Linked DNA regions of Homo sapiens: region 1 is linked to region 2. The links are chromatin loops, found by intact Hi-C in ENCODE. Cell type or tissue: MCF 10A. All regions are shown on one strand.

The links. Peaks named below come from ENCODE experiments on the same cell type or tissue, not always from the same donor. Only the 100,000 strongest peaks of a DNase experiment are listed, where the experiment ranks them.
Region 1: it touches region 2 in a loop (26-fold over the local background); 7 of 110 quality-filtered maps call a loop at or near these places.

Annotation. Positions count from the first base shown.
Region 1 is chr13:22,791,293-22,799,292 of GRCh38, reverse strand. No RefSeq gene overlaps it. Among named protein-coding and RNA genes, the nearest start is that of LINC00621, 120 kb to the left of the region's middle. In MCF 10A, a CTCF peak has its summit at 3,011 (motif pointing right); no DNase peak of the experiment used is centred here.
Region 2 is chr13:20,939,509-20,947,508 of GRCh38, reverse strand. LINC00367 (long intergenic non-protein coding RNA 367) reads left to right here. Exons shown (of 6, transcript NR_104058.1): 3 at 4,909-5,167; 4 at 5,264-5,368; 5 at 7,574-7,646. Among named protein-coding and RNA genes, the nearest start is that of LINC00367, 5.9 kb to the left of the region's middle. RefSeq lists enhancers at 3,439-4,015, 7,410-7,909. In MCF 10A, a CTCF peak has its summit at 3,780 (motif pointing left); a DNase peak (open chromatin) is centred at 3,778.

The DNA of each region.
Region 1 (8,000 bases), 1.9 Mb before region 2:
GAACCATTTTGCATTCCCACCAGCAATGAATGAGAGTTCCTGTTGTTCCACACCTTCACCAGCATTTGGTGTTGTCAGTATTTTGGATTTTAGTTATTGTAGTATGTGTGTTGTGGTATCTCATTGTTGTGTTAATTTACAATTCCCTAATAACACATGATGTTGAGCATCTTTTCATGGGTTTATGCCTGTTTGCCATCAGTCTATCTTCTTTGGGGAGGTGTCTGTTCAGATCTTTTTCCCATTGCACTTACTTTTTTAGTCACCTTTTCTTGGACATTCTTCTCTTTTGATGAAAATTGTGTTTGTCGAGATTGACCTTCCTGTTTCCCAGAATCTTGCTTACTTTCAGTTTTGAAATTTGTGTAATTTTTCTCGGTGTGATTTTGTTCTTTCTGGAATACATCCTTCAGAAGTTCATTTCATGACATGTCCTCATGACATTTTTTGCAGTTTGTCTGAAAACTATTTATTTCTCTGTTGTTCTTCAATGAGAGTTTAACTGAATACAAATCTCTGGATTTATAGCAGTTCCTTTTAGAACTTGGAAGATGTTATTCTGGTATTTTCTAGCTTATCGTTTTTAGTAGCCATTTTTATAGGTAATTTGGAGTTTAATTTTTGAGGGGAGGGATTTTACAGTTCTAAAATTCGTCTGAAATGGGAGATGTTTGAACATTTATTTCTCTTGGTATTTGTTTTGTTTTTGAAGCTGAGGATTCATTTATTCCATTTAATTTGGAAAACTCTTAGTCATTATATCTTGAAATATTGCTGTACTCCTGTTTCTCAGTTCTTTTATATTAAAGGTTCTGTAAACCATATCCTGGACCTTATTTTGTACTTCATGTGTCTTAACCTCTCCTCCATGTTTTCCATCTCTATCTATGCTGTGCATTACGGTTAGTTTCTTCTACATGTTGTTCAGCTCCTTGTTTCGATCTTCAACAGTGTCTAATTAAGATGCCCACTGTTTACCGAGTTTTAAATTTCAATGGTGATATATTTTACATTGAGATGTTAATTTTGTTTCTTTATAAAATTCTTTATAAAATTTTGCTAATTTTTAATAGCATTTTTCCTTTTCATTTTCCAATTCCAGGTTTTAATCCTTAAATATCTCCTTCTTGAAGTTCAAACAAAAATGTAAACCTCTCACACTGCAACTCCATTGCACTTTCTGTGTATTAAACTTCTCTCTGTTCATTATTGTTGAATCAATTTATGCCCAACAAAATAGGGGCTATAATGTGTTTGTCTCAAAAATAATAACTCAAATACTAATAAAAGCAAGATTCTCCCTGATGCTGGTCATTGATTCTTTCCACAAACATTTGTAGAGATCTACTACATGCCTGGCAGTAAGCTGTGTGAGAATATGAAGTAACCAAGCTCCTTATCCTTAAAGAGCTTAGAGTTAACAAAGGGGAAGTTGTAGAAGTAAAGGCAATAATAAACCAGTTGTGTCAGGAGAATATAGATCTGGCTTTCTTGTTAATTGACTAGCCAAGATAATTATCCCAGATGTATAGTGTTTGTAATATTTTATATATACAAATAAAGGGCTACGAGAACAGAAACCTACATATTTATACTTGCTCAACTGTGGCAGGCATAATGAAAGTGGCTCGTCTCACACCCAGTACAAAGCATATTTCAAAATATGTTGAGCCTAGCAAAGATATAGAGCAAAAACTCCATTTATCGTCTGGGGAGGGGGGAAATCCTGTTTAAATGTTTTTTGTTTTTGTTATTGTTTTTGTTTTTTAACTGAGTGCATGTAAAATATCCCTTTACTTCAAGCACATAAAAATTGTCAAAAAGGAATCACGTTTGATTCCATTCCAATAGATATAAAAGTGCATTTTAAAATAGTATTTATTCAAGATAAAACTGTTAGAATATTTGGAAGGGAAGGGAATTTTCTTAACCTGCTAAATGGTACGCATAATAAACAATAGCAAACGTTACACACCATGATGAAATAGAAACAACGCTTTAACGTCAAGAACACAAGAGAAAGCTTTCTGTTTTCACCTCATTGATTCAACCTTGTAGCTGAGGTGTTTTAATGCCTGCAAAGGCATTACAAACACAGACAGGAGCATCAGGTTTGGAAAGCAATTTCATGCCAAAGTTTTAACTCCAGAGGAAACCTATACACTGTGACATGTAAAAGAATGTTCTTTGCAGTGCAATTTATCATATTGAGCAAATGGAATCAACTTCACTGTCCTGTTCAAAGAGATGTATTACTACTATACTGTTGTTAAAAAAGAACTAGAACTACAAATATAAATAGATAAAACTTCAAAACCTACCATTAAGTGAATACCACAAATTGCAAGAGAATATATATACATACACACACATATATCTGCCAATGTGTATCTCAATAGAATGATGCCATATGTGTTGTAGACATTTCAACTGATAAAATAATGGTTCATAGTGATTATGAATTATACATATTTACATAAGAAACAAAACTAATACTCAGAAGTCAGTAGTTACTTCTGAGAATGGAGAGATGGGATAGTATCTGTGTATTTGTGAAGATTATTTCTTTAATTTAGAAAAATATATAAAGTAATATCGTAAACTTGGGTACACAAGTATTTGTTATTATTTCTGTACTTTTTAGTACATTTTAAGTATTTCATAATTTAAAAATATATATATTTTTGAGACGGAGTCTCAGCCTGTTGCCCAGGCTGGAGTGCAATGGCACGATCTCGGCTCACTGCAACCTCGGCCTCCCCGGTTCAAGTGATTCTCCTGCTTCAGCCTCCCAAGTAGCTGGGATTACAGGTGCGCGCCACCATGCCCAGCTATTTTTTTTTATCTTTAGTAGAGACGGGGTTTCACCATGTTGGCCAGGCTAGTCTTGAACTCCTGACCTCATGATCCGCTCGCCTCGGCCTCCCAAAGTGCTGTGATTTCAGGCTTGAGCCACTGCACCCAGCCAGTAAAAAATAATTTTTAAAAATGTCATATTACCACATGATGGCGCCATAATCCCATTAATATAGCTATAAGGCCTTAGCCATCAGAAAAAATATTCATTACATCCCATTGATTTATAAAGAAGACAACGAAAAGTCTACAGTTCCCTACTCATGGGTGCTAATGTGGGCCTGCCTGCCTCTGTGTGTGTGTGTGTGTGTGCACGCGCATATGTGAGAGGGGCAAGGCAGAGTTTCTCTCTTGCACTTTACTAAAAGCAGCTAAAAGAAACCATTCTGAGGCTGGGCATGGTGGCTCACACCTGTAATCCCAGCACTTTGGGAGGCCGAGACAGGTGGATCACTTGAGATCAGGAGTTCAAGACCAGCCTGGCCAACATGGTGAAACCCCGTCTCTACCAAAAATATAAAAAATTAGCCAGGTGTGGTGGCCTGCGCCTGTAATCCCAGTTACTCAGGAAGCTGAGGCAGGAGAATCGCTTGAATCCATGAGGCAAAGGTTGCAGTAAGTGGAGATTGTACCACTGCACTCCAGCCTGGGGCAACAGAGCGAGACTCTGTCCCAAAAAAAAAAAAAAAAAAAAAAAAGAAGAATAACTGTCTCCTTAGAATTGGAAAGAAACCCAGTTTGCAATAAGGTAGAATCTCAGTAACAATAAAGTCAAAAGCTTATTAATTTAAAAATCTGCTAAATTTAAATTCAGATTATTTGGATAGAAAGTTGTTCTTTGCATTAATATAGATGGTTTGCTAGAGGCTTCCTTTCTGATCAGCAGAAATGGGACGATGTGGTTAACTTGGCTGTAGGTGGCTGCAACTAGATTTTGGATATGAAATTCAGCTCCTTTTATCTAGAAAATGGGTAAAACAACCCGTACCCACAAACTATTGTTTTGAGATGAATTTCTCTTTACATCCTCATCGATAAAGGACTCTTAACTGATGAAAGGTTAATTAACCTCCCTGTCACCTCTCCCTTTGAAGGAATAGACTATTGTCATATACCATAAGAATCGCATCCCATTCAGTATGATGCTGTCACCAACCATTTATAAAATGGCCAATTCCTATTAACTATGAAACTCTTACATATAAAAATGCTGAATTAAAAACAGGGTTCTACACTATTAACTATGCTTTTGGATAACTAATTAATAATATTTTGTTTTTTATCAGAACCTGCTTTGTGCTTGGTGGATGAAAGAGTGCAATATATTGTTTATTTATTTTAATTAAACAATATATATTGTTTTAAAAATATATTTATAATTTTTATCAAAGCTAAGATTGAGAAGAACAGACCTTTTTCTCTTGAATTACTAATAGGTATGAAAATGACAATATAGTTTTACTTCGTGGCAGAATATTAATATTTTTATGTATTGTGCATTTCGCTGCTATAGTAATGACATTAAATTAAAAAAAAAACAGTGAGAAATGTTACTCACACATATATTCCTTGGACCAGCTTAGTGGTCTTATCTCAAAAATATGCACAACATTTTTTCCCAAGTTGACATGTGATACAGTTTCAATAACATTTAGATAACAGTATTTAAGACATGCTGATAACACCATTAGTCTGGTGCAGGGCTTACCAGGGTGAGCTGCAGATTCTAAGGCTATAATGGGATGTTTGTTTGTTTAATTAGGTGGTTAGTGGCTTTATGAAAAAAAATTGAATTTGAAATTGTAAGTTAGAGCAGTATAGTTAGAAAAGGTGAGAATACAAATGCAATTGACGAATAATCCAATACTGATGGTAGAGAAAGAGGAGTACACTGAAATAAGAATCAGATAGGCTTTATGGATGGGAATTTGGCTACAGTCTAGAAGGATGAAATCTAAAAATGACTTGAGTTGTGGCCTTGTAAATACGGTTGTACAAATCATCATGGTTAACATCAAATCACAGTACTGTTTGAAGCTTAAAGATGACAGTTTTAGGATAAAGGGGAAGATAGTATCAATGCGGTATATATTCCAGTTGTGGGAATTTCGTATTTAAGAGGTCTATAGGAAAGGCTTAAAGATATGGCCAAAAATCCAAGGATTTACCTGTTAATGTCACACGAAGGCTCCTACCCTTGCCCAGATAAAAGCCCAGGAAGTTTCGTGATAAGAAGGGATGAGGTGAGGGAAGGGATTGGGCCACTCCTCCTCATCCTTCTGAGAAATATTTTCAATTCAACTCTTTTAGAAACTTTGAGCTGGAAATGATCTTGCAATCTAAGCACCATATGAGGAAATTGAGGACAATGATATTACTTCACTTATTTCAGGCAGGGCTGAAACCTAAAAACTTAAGAGCCATATATGGACAGACTAGGTTCTTTGAAGTGGCTGAGAGTTGCTGGTGTAATTTGAGTCTCGGGGCACTGGGGTGTGGGCCTGGATTGGTGAGTACACACGGAATGACCTGCCCATCCAGGAACCTCTGAGAATCAGGGAGCAAAGATCAAAGAAAAAGAAAAATGTCAGGACTTGGGAGAGGGTGTATTACTGAAGGTTAGAATATAACGTTTGCTTTGCACGGCATGGGGATTGTCCAGTTTCCTGGAGTCGGCACAACAAAGGACCGCAAACTGAGCCGCTAAAACAACAGAAATGTATTGACTCACTGTTCTGGAAGCCAGAAGTGTAAGATCCAGCAGTCCCCAGGGCTGTGCTTCTTCTGGAGGTGCGGCGGAAGGATCTGTTGCAGGCTCTTTCCTGGCTTCCACCGATTCCTTGGCAGCAGAACTCCAGTCTCCATGCAGCGTTCTCCTGTGTGTCGGCTTCTTCACCTGGCCTTCTTTTTATAAGAACACAGTCGTGTTAGATTAGGGGCCCATCCTACTCCAGTGTGACGTCGTCTTGACTGATTACCTCTAAGGAACCTCTTTCCAAACAGGGCCCCATTCTGAGGTGTTGGGGGTTAGGACCTCAACATAGGATGTTTGATGGGGGGAAAAATTCAACCCAGAAGAGGGGTGGCGGAAGCTTTATTAATAATGACACATTTTCCCAATGGCCCAGCACCTCTGGTTATGGTAAAAGGTTTCACCCACGCCTGAGGCGGGGCTTTCATTCTTCATTCCTACTGCTTTTCTCATCCTATACTCTTTTCCTGGAAGCAACCATTCTCAAGATGTAAACTGCCACCTCTATGTAGACAGCTCGCTAATGTATGTGACCAGGCCATAGTCCTTTCCTGAAATTGAGGCCTTCTTAACCCACTGCCTGTCGACACATCACCAGGTATCACCCAGATACAGAAACCTCGATGGAAGCCAAGCCTGGCCGCTTCTTCCTCAACCCCCACCTAAGGAAGGTCCCGCCCCAGGTAAAGGCGCCTCCCGTGGTCCCCAGCTAAGCTTAGCTCCTGCACAACAATCTTGGGTGCTTCCCTCCCTTTCTCCCTCCACATCCCGAGTCCCTCAGCTTCACAGATAAATTGCCTTCACATCTGTAGAATGCCACCTCTTCCTCCTTATTCCTCTGGTTTAGGCAAAAAGTGCATTTTCTCTACATAGATGGTCTTACCTTTGTTCTTCTCCAACCCATCTTCAACACTGAGACAGGAGAATTCCTTCTGAAACCCAAACCCGATCACTTCACTCTCCTATTTTAATCCTAGGACTTGCAGAATATGTTCCTGTCTCCAGCTTCAGCTTTTCTCCTCATTTTTGGAGTTCATAAGTTTTAAAGACATGTATTGAGAAACTGCTGTGTGCCTGGCACTAGTCTAGGCACGTGTAGGGTACAAGGAAGGAGTGACTGACACATTCACAAAAATGCATGTAATTTTTACCATTGAGAATGCTTTTCAAGTTTTATGTCCCAAGTCCCTAAGATCGTCTTGTAAAACTGTGCTTCACTAAAAACGAAAAGCAGTGGGAACTGACTGATCTGATCAGGAAGAGGTTAAACTGTGGATGAAATGGACCGATGGAATTTACCCATTTCTGCTCTCTGCAGCGGCACCTCCTTACCTTATTTCTGAGTACCCCAGCAAAACAGGTCTGTTTATATTTTTCAGTATACAATTATTCCTCCCTTTTCTTCCTGACCTTGGAACGCCCTGACCCTGAGGTAGACATAAGGAGAAAGCAGAGTCATTGGAATGCAATCTTTAAGAAGCCTGCAGCCTTGCTCAAGCAACACACAAAGGCAGATAGAGCAATGGCTGTGAGAAACGAAGTGAAAATAAGCAAGAAATGAAAAACGTGTAGGCAACTTAGATGTCTTCAGAGCTTGCTGACTTGGTGACCTACTAGGGCACTAAAATCAAGAGGGGAGCTCTCTGAAGATGAAGAATGTAACTCTGGCTAAAGTATCAAAGACAAAGTACTCTCTCATCAAAATAATAATAATAGTAACATGCTTCTTTATGTTGTCATATTTAGTGACACCATTCTACTTAATAATGGCTGATGAGGGCTTTTTCAGAAAATAGAAATTCTACTTTAATGATGCTTCCCTGATGAGATTTAAAATCAAAACAAAAACAAGCAAGAGAAAAAGCTGTTTGTTCTTCAAGAAACTGATAATTGATACCAGGCTATGTTATATCACAATATACCTCTCCAAAGCTTCCCTGAAACATATTCTGTCACATGGGATATTTGGTAAGTTGCATAGAATTTAGACATATCAAATTTTATATTAGAAATATGTTTGTAAAAAAGGCGTGTAAAATAAATGTTCACTAATATGCATGGTGTTGCTACAAACATTCATGTACATGTCTTTATGTGGACGTACGTTTTCGTATCTCTTGAACGTACACTGGGAGTGGAGTTGAGGATGGTATGGTAACTGGGTAGGTAACGTTCTGAAGAACTGCTATACTCTTTTACAAAGAGGTTGTATAATTTTACGTTCTTGCCAACAAAGCATGAAGAATCCAGTTTTTCCACATGTTCCCAACACTTGCTATTGCCTGTCTTTTTAAATATAGTCATTTAGTGGATATGTAGTGTTATCTTGTGGTTTTGTTTGCACTTCTTCAGTGGCTAAAATTTCAACTGATGGCTGGGTACACAAATGTGG
Region 2 (8,000 bases):
ATGAATTATTACACAAAATGTGGTGCATCCATACAGTGGAATATTATAGAGCCTTTAAAAAGAAGGAAATCGGCCAGGTGCAGTGGCTCATGCCTGTAATCCCAGGACTTTGGGAGGCCGAGATGGGTGGATCACGAGGTCAGAAGTTCGAGACCAGCCTGGCCAACATGGTGAAACCCCATCTCTACTAAAAACACAAAAATTAGCCAGGTGTGGTGGCAGGTGCCTGTAATCCCAGATACTTGGGAGTTGGGAGGCTGAGGCAGGAGAATGGTTTGAAACCAAGACATGGAGGTTGCAGTGAGCCAATATCATGCCATTGCACACTCCAGCCTGGGCGACAGGGCAAGACTCTGTCTCAAAAAAAAAAAAAAAAGAAGAAGAAAAGGAAATTGCCCGGCATGGTGGCTCCCACCTGTAATCCCAGCACTTTGGGAGGCCAGGGTGGGTGGATCACCTGAGGTCAAGACCAGCCTGACCAACAAGGCATAACCCCATCTCTACTGAAAATACACAAAGAAGCTGGGCATGGTGGAGCTTGCCTGTAATCCCAGCTACTCGGGAGGCTGAGGCAAAGAATCACTTGAACCCGGGAGACGGAGATTGCAGTGAACCGAGATCACGCCACTGCACTCCAGCCTGGGCGACAGAGCAAGATTCTGTCAAAAAAAAAAAAAAAAAAAAGAAGGAAATCCCATTACATGCTACAACATGGATGAACCTCCAGGCCATTATGCTGAGTGAAATAGGCCAGTCACAAAAGTACCAATACTGTGTGATTCCACTCATATGCCATATGTAAAGCAGGCGAATTCATAGACACAGAAGTGTAAGTGTGATACGGCGCTGCGGGAGTGGGAACCGGGAGTTAGTGTTGAACAGGTGGCAGCTGCTGCACAGGCCGATGAAGAGTTCTAGAGGTGGACAGTGGTGATGGCCACACAGCGATGTGAATGCTCTCGATGCCACTGAACTGTGCACTTAAAAATGGGTAAGATGGTATTTAATGTTATGTCCTTTTTACCACAATTTGAAATAAAACAAAGAGCTCTCCAGGGGCTTCAGGTGTGTGGTCACATAGCCCGGTCCCGTGTCGCTGTTACCAGGAGACTTCGGTGCGGCGAGCTCGGGTGCCAGGAACCCCGTTCCGTGTCGCCCTTTCTGTTGACCGCTAACTGCGGGGGATTTCGCCCGTCCTGCCTGCCCCGTGAACGGCCAGGCCCTTCAGGAGCTGCGGACCGCCAGGTCCTACCGCAGCGGCACGGGGCGCACTAGCCTCTTAGGCGCCGGGTGCTCCAGAGCCTCGCAGAGGACTCCCGATCTCTTCACACCCTCTCCAACTGCACTTGCAGCCACATCTCCCCCTCCCTCCCCTCCCTTTGGTCTTGTGAGAACGCAGTTTTCCGGAGCCCTCCCCGTCTCTCCACCGTTTCTCCATCCCCCCGGGGTTCCTCTAGCACGTGCTGAGCCCGCATCCTCCAGGCTAGCTCTCGTGGTGGGTGCCTGAGTGAAGAGAGCATTTCCCCTTTCTCAACAAAAGTAGTACAAAAGACGTCAAATCCAGGATGTTGTGGTTCAAATTTTAAATCTGCCACTTGGTTCTATATTCGGCAAAATCCTATTATTATCTGTGTTTTTTATTTTTATTGAGACAAGAGTCTTGCTCTGTAGCCCAGGCTGGAGTGCAGTGGCGCTATCTCGGCTCACTGCAAGCTCCGCGTCCCGGGTTCATGCCATTCTCCTGCCTCAGCCTCCCGAGTAGTTGGGACTACAGGCGCCCGCTACCACTCCCGGCTAATTTTTTCTATTTTTACTAGAGACCAGGTTTCACCTGCGTTAGCCAGGATGGTCTCGATCTCCTGACCTTGTGATCCACACGCCTCAGCCTTCCAAAGTACTGGGATTACAAGCGTGAGCCACCGCGCCCGGCCTATCTGTGTTTATTTTACGAGGTTTTGAGGATCCTGTTAAAGGGCTCAGCATTCTCAGTTCGGTTCTACAAATGTTTAATGAACACCTAATATATGACTGGCACTATCCAAGAAGAGATATCTTCTCTCCCTTCCTCTGTTCCTTCATTAAATATATTTTGTGTACCTGCTGTGTGCCAGACACTGTACTGTGTATTGGGGATACCCGTGAAGAAGGTGGACATGCTTCCTTCTGCCCAGGACTCACAGGAGGGGAAAGCATTTAGAAAATTATAATACAATAGTCTCAAAGGTATGATGGAGAAGTGGAGGAAGCTGCTGCTGGAGCACCCAGGAGAGGACGCGATCCAGACTGGGGAGGTCATGGAAGGCAGCCCAGCGGAAGTGATGCCTACCTGAAACCTACTATTAGGCAGCAGAGGCCGGAGAAGGGGCACACATGGTGTGGGGGATGTCGCCATATGTCTGGAGCTTCACAGTGCCTGAAGAAGATTTGAGGCTGGAGGCACAGGCAGGGCCCAGGTAGCGAAGGGCCGTATGAGTCTTATTAAGGAAACTGGGCAAGATTAACCAAGTTGGTTATCTGTTGCTTGCAACTAAAGAACTCAACCAGACTGAAATAGAATCACAGAATCGTGTATTTCGAGTCTCGCAAGGAACTCCAGAGACAATCTGATTTGGAAACAAACCTCTGGACAGTTAAGGATTATCAGCCCTCTCTTGTAAGTGGGGTGGATCACTCAGGTTAGGAAACAGAAGTAACCCCACAGTGTCACAGTGAATATGTGCTAGAGTGAAAACACCCACACCTCCTGTCTCTCAGGGTGGAGGGGCGCATTCCCCACCACCTCTTTGTTTATCCCACGTGGTATCTAGTATAACACCTTGCTTTGAGAGAGAACCATTTTAGTAGAGATAATAATACCCAATTTAAGCATATCAGTTAAAAACAATGAGAAGGAAAAAGCTACATTAAGCTGGTAAGAGAGTAAAGGTGCCATATAGTACTTCTTCCAGTATTCAGACCAACTCTTTTAGATTTTTTTTACCAACCTCCTATGTTAAATATACTTTTTTTTTTTTTGAGACGGAGTCTCACTCTTTCGCCCAGGCTGGAGTGCGGTGGAGCAATCTCGACTCACTGCAACCTCCGCCTCCCGAGTTCAAGCAATTCTCTGCCTCAGCCTCCTGAGCAGCTGGGATTACAGGTACCTGCTGCCATGCCCGGCTAATTTTTGTATTTTTAGTGGAGAAGGGGGTTTCACCATCTTGGCTGTGCTGGTCTCGAACTCCTGACCTCGTGTTAGACCCGCCTCGGCCTCCCAAAGTGCTGGGATTACAGGCGTGAGCCACCACGCACTGCCAGTTCTATTCTTTCTTAACTTCCCTTTTCCTTGAAATAATCCTCCCCTTACCCAACTGACTCTTTTCTCCTCTTTTTTTTTTTTTTTTTTTTTTTTTGTTGTTGTTGTTGAGATGGAGTCTTCCTCTGTCGCCCAGGCTGGAGTGCAGTGGCATGATCTCGGCTCACTGCTACCCCTGCCTTTGAGGTTCAAGCAGCTCTCCTGCCTCAGCCTCCCAAGTAGCTGGGATTACACGTGCCCGCCATTATGCCCGGCTAATTTTTGTATTTTTAGTAGAGACGGAGTTTTGCCAGGTTGGCCAGGCTGGTCTCAAACTCCTGACCTCAGTTGATCCGCCTGCGTCGGCCTCCCACAACTGACTCTTTTCTTATGTTGAACAAAATAAAGTTTCCCTGAGTGCCCTGAGCAGCTAGGGCGCCATCAAGGAATGAAGCGTCCTGAATGGATCCTTCTAGAAAAGGCTGGGGGTGGGAGCCACCTGGTGGCCAAAGCTGTGCAGACCACAGCTGTGTAATGAGGCAAGTTGGTTTAAAAAAGGAACAGGCTGCAGAGCCGAAGTATTTGTCAAAGTAATAAAAACGTTTAAATGAGTCATTTGGTTTATAGCAACTCCTAGGAAACGCTTTTCCAAACAATTTAGTCTGTTGAGCGCACACAGTACTGGTTTCCGCTAGAGTCTTGTTCATGTAATTGAGAAATTCGCAACTTAGACTTGAGCAGCAGTTCTCAAAGTGTGGTCTGTGGACTTCAGGGACACACGAAGTCCCCCTTTTCAATTGTATACCTGGGGGGTGCTGGACTTCCCCATCTACTTCAAACAAAACATATGGTAACAGGTCAAATGTGGAAGCAGAAATAAAAACTCCACCATCTGCGACCGGATGCGATGGCTCACGCCTGTAATCTCAGCATTTTGGGAGGCCGAGGTGGGCAGATCACTCGAGGTCAGGAGTTCAAGAGCAGCCTGGCCAACATGGTGAAACCCCGTCTCGACGAAAAATACAAAAAATTAGCTGGGCATGGTGGCGCACGCCTATAAATCCCAGCTACTCGGAAGCCTGAGGCGCGAGAATCGCATGAACCCGGGAGGCAGAGGTCGCAGTGAGCTGAGATTGCACCACTGCACTCCAGTCTGGGCAACAGAGCGAGACAATGTCTCAAAAAAAAAAAAAAAGAGAATTCCACTATCTGATATTAAACCCGCTATTCAAGAGGTTTGCAAAATGTAAACCAATGCCACTGATGCCACTAACTGTTATTTTGGGAAATATAGTTATTTTGCATAAAACACATTATTTGTGTTAACATGTAATTGGTTTATAATGGCCACTTTTCCATCTATAAATATTCTTTATTTTTTTCCATTTTAATTTTTAATATGATAAATATTGATAGATAGATAGATATGGATATAGATATACCTCCTTTCTGTCCCCTCACTTCATATATATGAATTTGTCTGAAGTTCTCAATAATTTTTAAGAGTATAAAGGGATCCTAAGCTCAAAAAGTTCTAGAACCACTGGACTAGAGCAATGTGTCAGCTGAGCATTAAAAACAGTACAGAATTTGACATTCCCCTGGAGGGGTTACTGTGTGATGATTTGAATCAGGTACACTTGCAGATGTGTTTCCATCAACCTCTGTATTGAAGGCCCAGTTATCTCTACTTACCTTGTTGCTCGTGTAAACACCTCTTAAGTACCACTCCAAATCTTTGGACACCGTTGGACGCTTACTCCACCCTGCTGCCACTGCAGAAACCAGCTGTCTGTGGACACTGCCAGCTCCATGTGGCATCCCAAATGGCACCCACCTCACAGGACCCCTGGCCCCTATGCTTGAGAAACCCACAATAAGTCAGAGAAAAAAGTAAGTGCAGAGAAATTGAAGCTTGTGGGGCGAATCTTCAACCAATGAGCTTAGGAGCAAACAGATAACGTTTTTTTCCTCTCCTACCTGACACAGTGTGCTGAGATCCAGGCCCCTCCAGAAACAGTCCCAGAAGCCCAAACAATCAGTTGTCAGATGCCCAATGGTGACCAGCTCCTCAGCCCAAAACTCTAGCACTCCGTAAGTTAAGGCTATGCATAGTTTACCATTTCACCATATTCTCAGCATCTACAAACTATAAACAGCCTTCAAAGAACAGTAGTAGCATTTTCATAACATTTATTTTGTGTCTAATCCGACTCTATGTCATAAGAATTAAAGAAGTAGCTTCTAAAATCTCAGTCTCCTGAAAATGAAGCTTTAGAATTGTTTCCTAAAATAACATTATTTTATATTACCCATTACCATTATTAAAAATGGTAATACTCGACCAGGCATGGTGGCTCACACCTGTAATCCCAGTACTTTGGGAGGCCGAGGCCAGTGGATCCTGAGGTAAGGAGTTCAAGGCCGGCTTGGCCAAGATGGTGAAGCCCTGTCTCTACTAAAAATACAAAAAATTAGCCGGGCGTGGTGGCAGGTGCCTGTAATCCCAGCTACTCAGGAGGCTGAGGCAGAGAATTGCTTGAACCCAGGAGGCGGAAGTTGCGGTGAGCCAAGACTACCCCACTGCATTCCAGCCTGGGCGACAGAGCCAGACTCTGCCTCAAAAAAAAAAAGTAATACTCTGATTCTAGAAAGGTTACACTGAAATAGACACTCTCATGTTGTTGATAAAAATTGTTATAACTTTTCTGGAACAAAATTTTGTTTTGTTTTGTTTTTTTGTTTGGTTTTGTTTTTTGAGATGGAGTCTCCCTCTGTTGCCTAGGCTAGAGTGCAGTGGTGAGATCTCTGCTCACTGCAACCTCTGCCTCCTGGATTCAAGCAATTCTCCTGCCTCAGCCTCCCGAGTAGCTGGGATTACAGGTACGCACCACCATGCCCAGCTAATTTTTTGTATTTTTAATAGAGAGAGGGTTTCACCATGTTGGCCAGGCTGGTCTTGAACTCCTGACATCAAGTGATCCACCCACCTCGGCCTCCCAAAGTACTGGGATTACAGGTGCGAGCCACCGCACCTGGCTGGAACAAAATTTGGCAACAATTTCTACAGAAACAATTTAAAAATGGGACAAACAGTTATGCACAAAAGTATTTCCCTTAGCACATCTATACTATAGTATCTTTAAACGCAATTACACATTCAATACTATGATGACGGTTACAAATATTTTATGACTCTATGCCATACTGTCACATTTTATGTAATCAATAAAAATTCCATATTCAAAAAGTTTTTAATAAAAAGCAAAATTATCACTATATAATGTTAAGTAAAGGGTGAAGGATACAAACTGTACGATCTCAGTTTTTTGTAGCAAGAAAAAGAAAAAAATAAATATATCAAAAATTTTACATGTCTGAAAGGAAATACGGCAAAGTTTTAAAAAATGGTGACCTCTTGTAGGTGATACAATTGTGGGTGATTTTTTTCTTCCTGATTTTTTTTTTTTTTTGAGACTGAGTCTCAGTCTGTCGCTAGGTCAGATTGCAGTGGCGCGCGCCACCACGCCCAGCTAATTTTTTGTATTTTTAGTAGAGACTGGGTTTCACCATGTTGGCCAGGCTGGTCTCGATCTCTTGACCTTGTGATCTGCCCACCTCAGCCTCCGAAAGTGCGGGGATTACAGGCATGAGCCACGGTGCCCAGCCTTTTCTTCCTAATTTTAAACATCTTCTGTATATTTCCAAATTTTCTACAGTGTAAGTGTGATATTTTACAGCACGATTATTAGAAGGTAAAAATGGGTGAGGCTCTAGGATTTCGAAGGTCACTTTCAGCTCTAAAATTCCTTAATTCACACAGCTCTTATCACTATGGTTTGTTTGTTTTTTGACTTTCCACTGATAGTAACAGAAGAGTATATTACACATTTCCTAATAGCAATGTTATGCATGTCATTGCCTGAGATTCCTAAATCTTGTGCAAGATTTCAACATTATCTGTAGAACTTAAGTGCTAGATTGTGATCTTTTATGAAGTTTTTGAGTGTTGTCAACAGACTGAGTGTTCAGATGAAAATGCCGGGAGAGGACAATACTCGTAAATGTGCATTTCTACATTTAGATATAGCACATTAGTTAGTGCTTCATCATTCAAGAGACATTTAAATTTTACTACATTATAATAACATTCTTAAGAGTTTCCTTAAGACAAGGAGATAAACTCAGTTATTGCTAAGCAAGAATCTGCTGAAACAGTAAACAAACAGGTATAAACAAGTGCATTTGAGTGTGTGGCCACATGCCTGTCACTCCCAAATTCTTGTCCTTTGTTCCCAGCTGGGGAGAAGGTAAACAGAAATGGAGAATGAGGAGTCTCAGCTCCTGGCCTCCGGCCTGCTCAAGCGAAGGGGTAGGAGATCATCCCGCCACTTGCCAGGGATATTTTGGGGATATATCTGACACTGGGTCACATGCACTAGTTGGCCTGCAACAAATCTCAGTCTCCCAGCCAGTCGGCAGCAGATCAGGCACTCCTGTCTTTGAGCCACTGTGGAAGGAACTAGCCTGGGCAGCTCCTCAAAGGGGCTCTTGCTCACATCAAAGCTGGACAGTCAGCCCCTGGTGGGCTTCAGATTCAAAGACCCCTTCTGCCCCCCATCCTTGACTGTTGCCCCTCACAGTGGTCTCACTCTTTCCTTCTTAATCAAGTATGTGGGGCCCCTTTTGGGACAAGCATCCTGGATCAGGACCCAGGCTTTTGGTG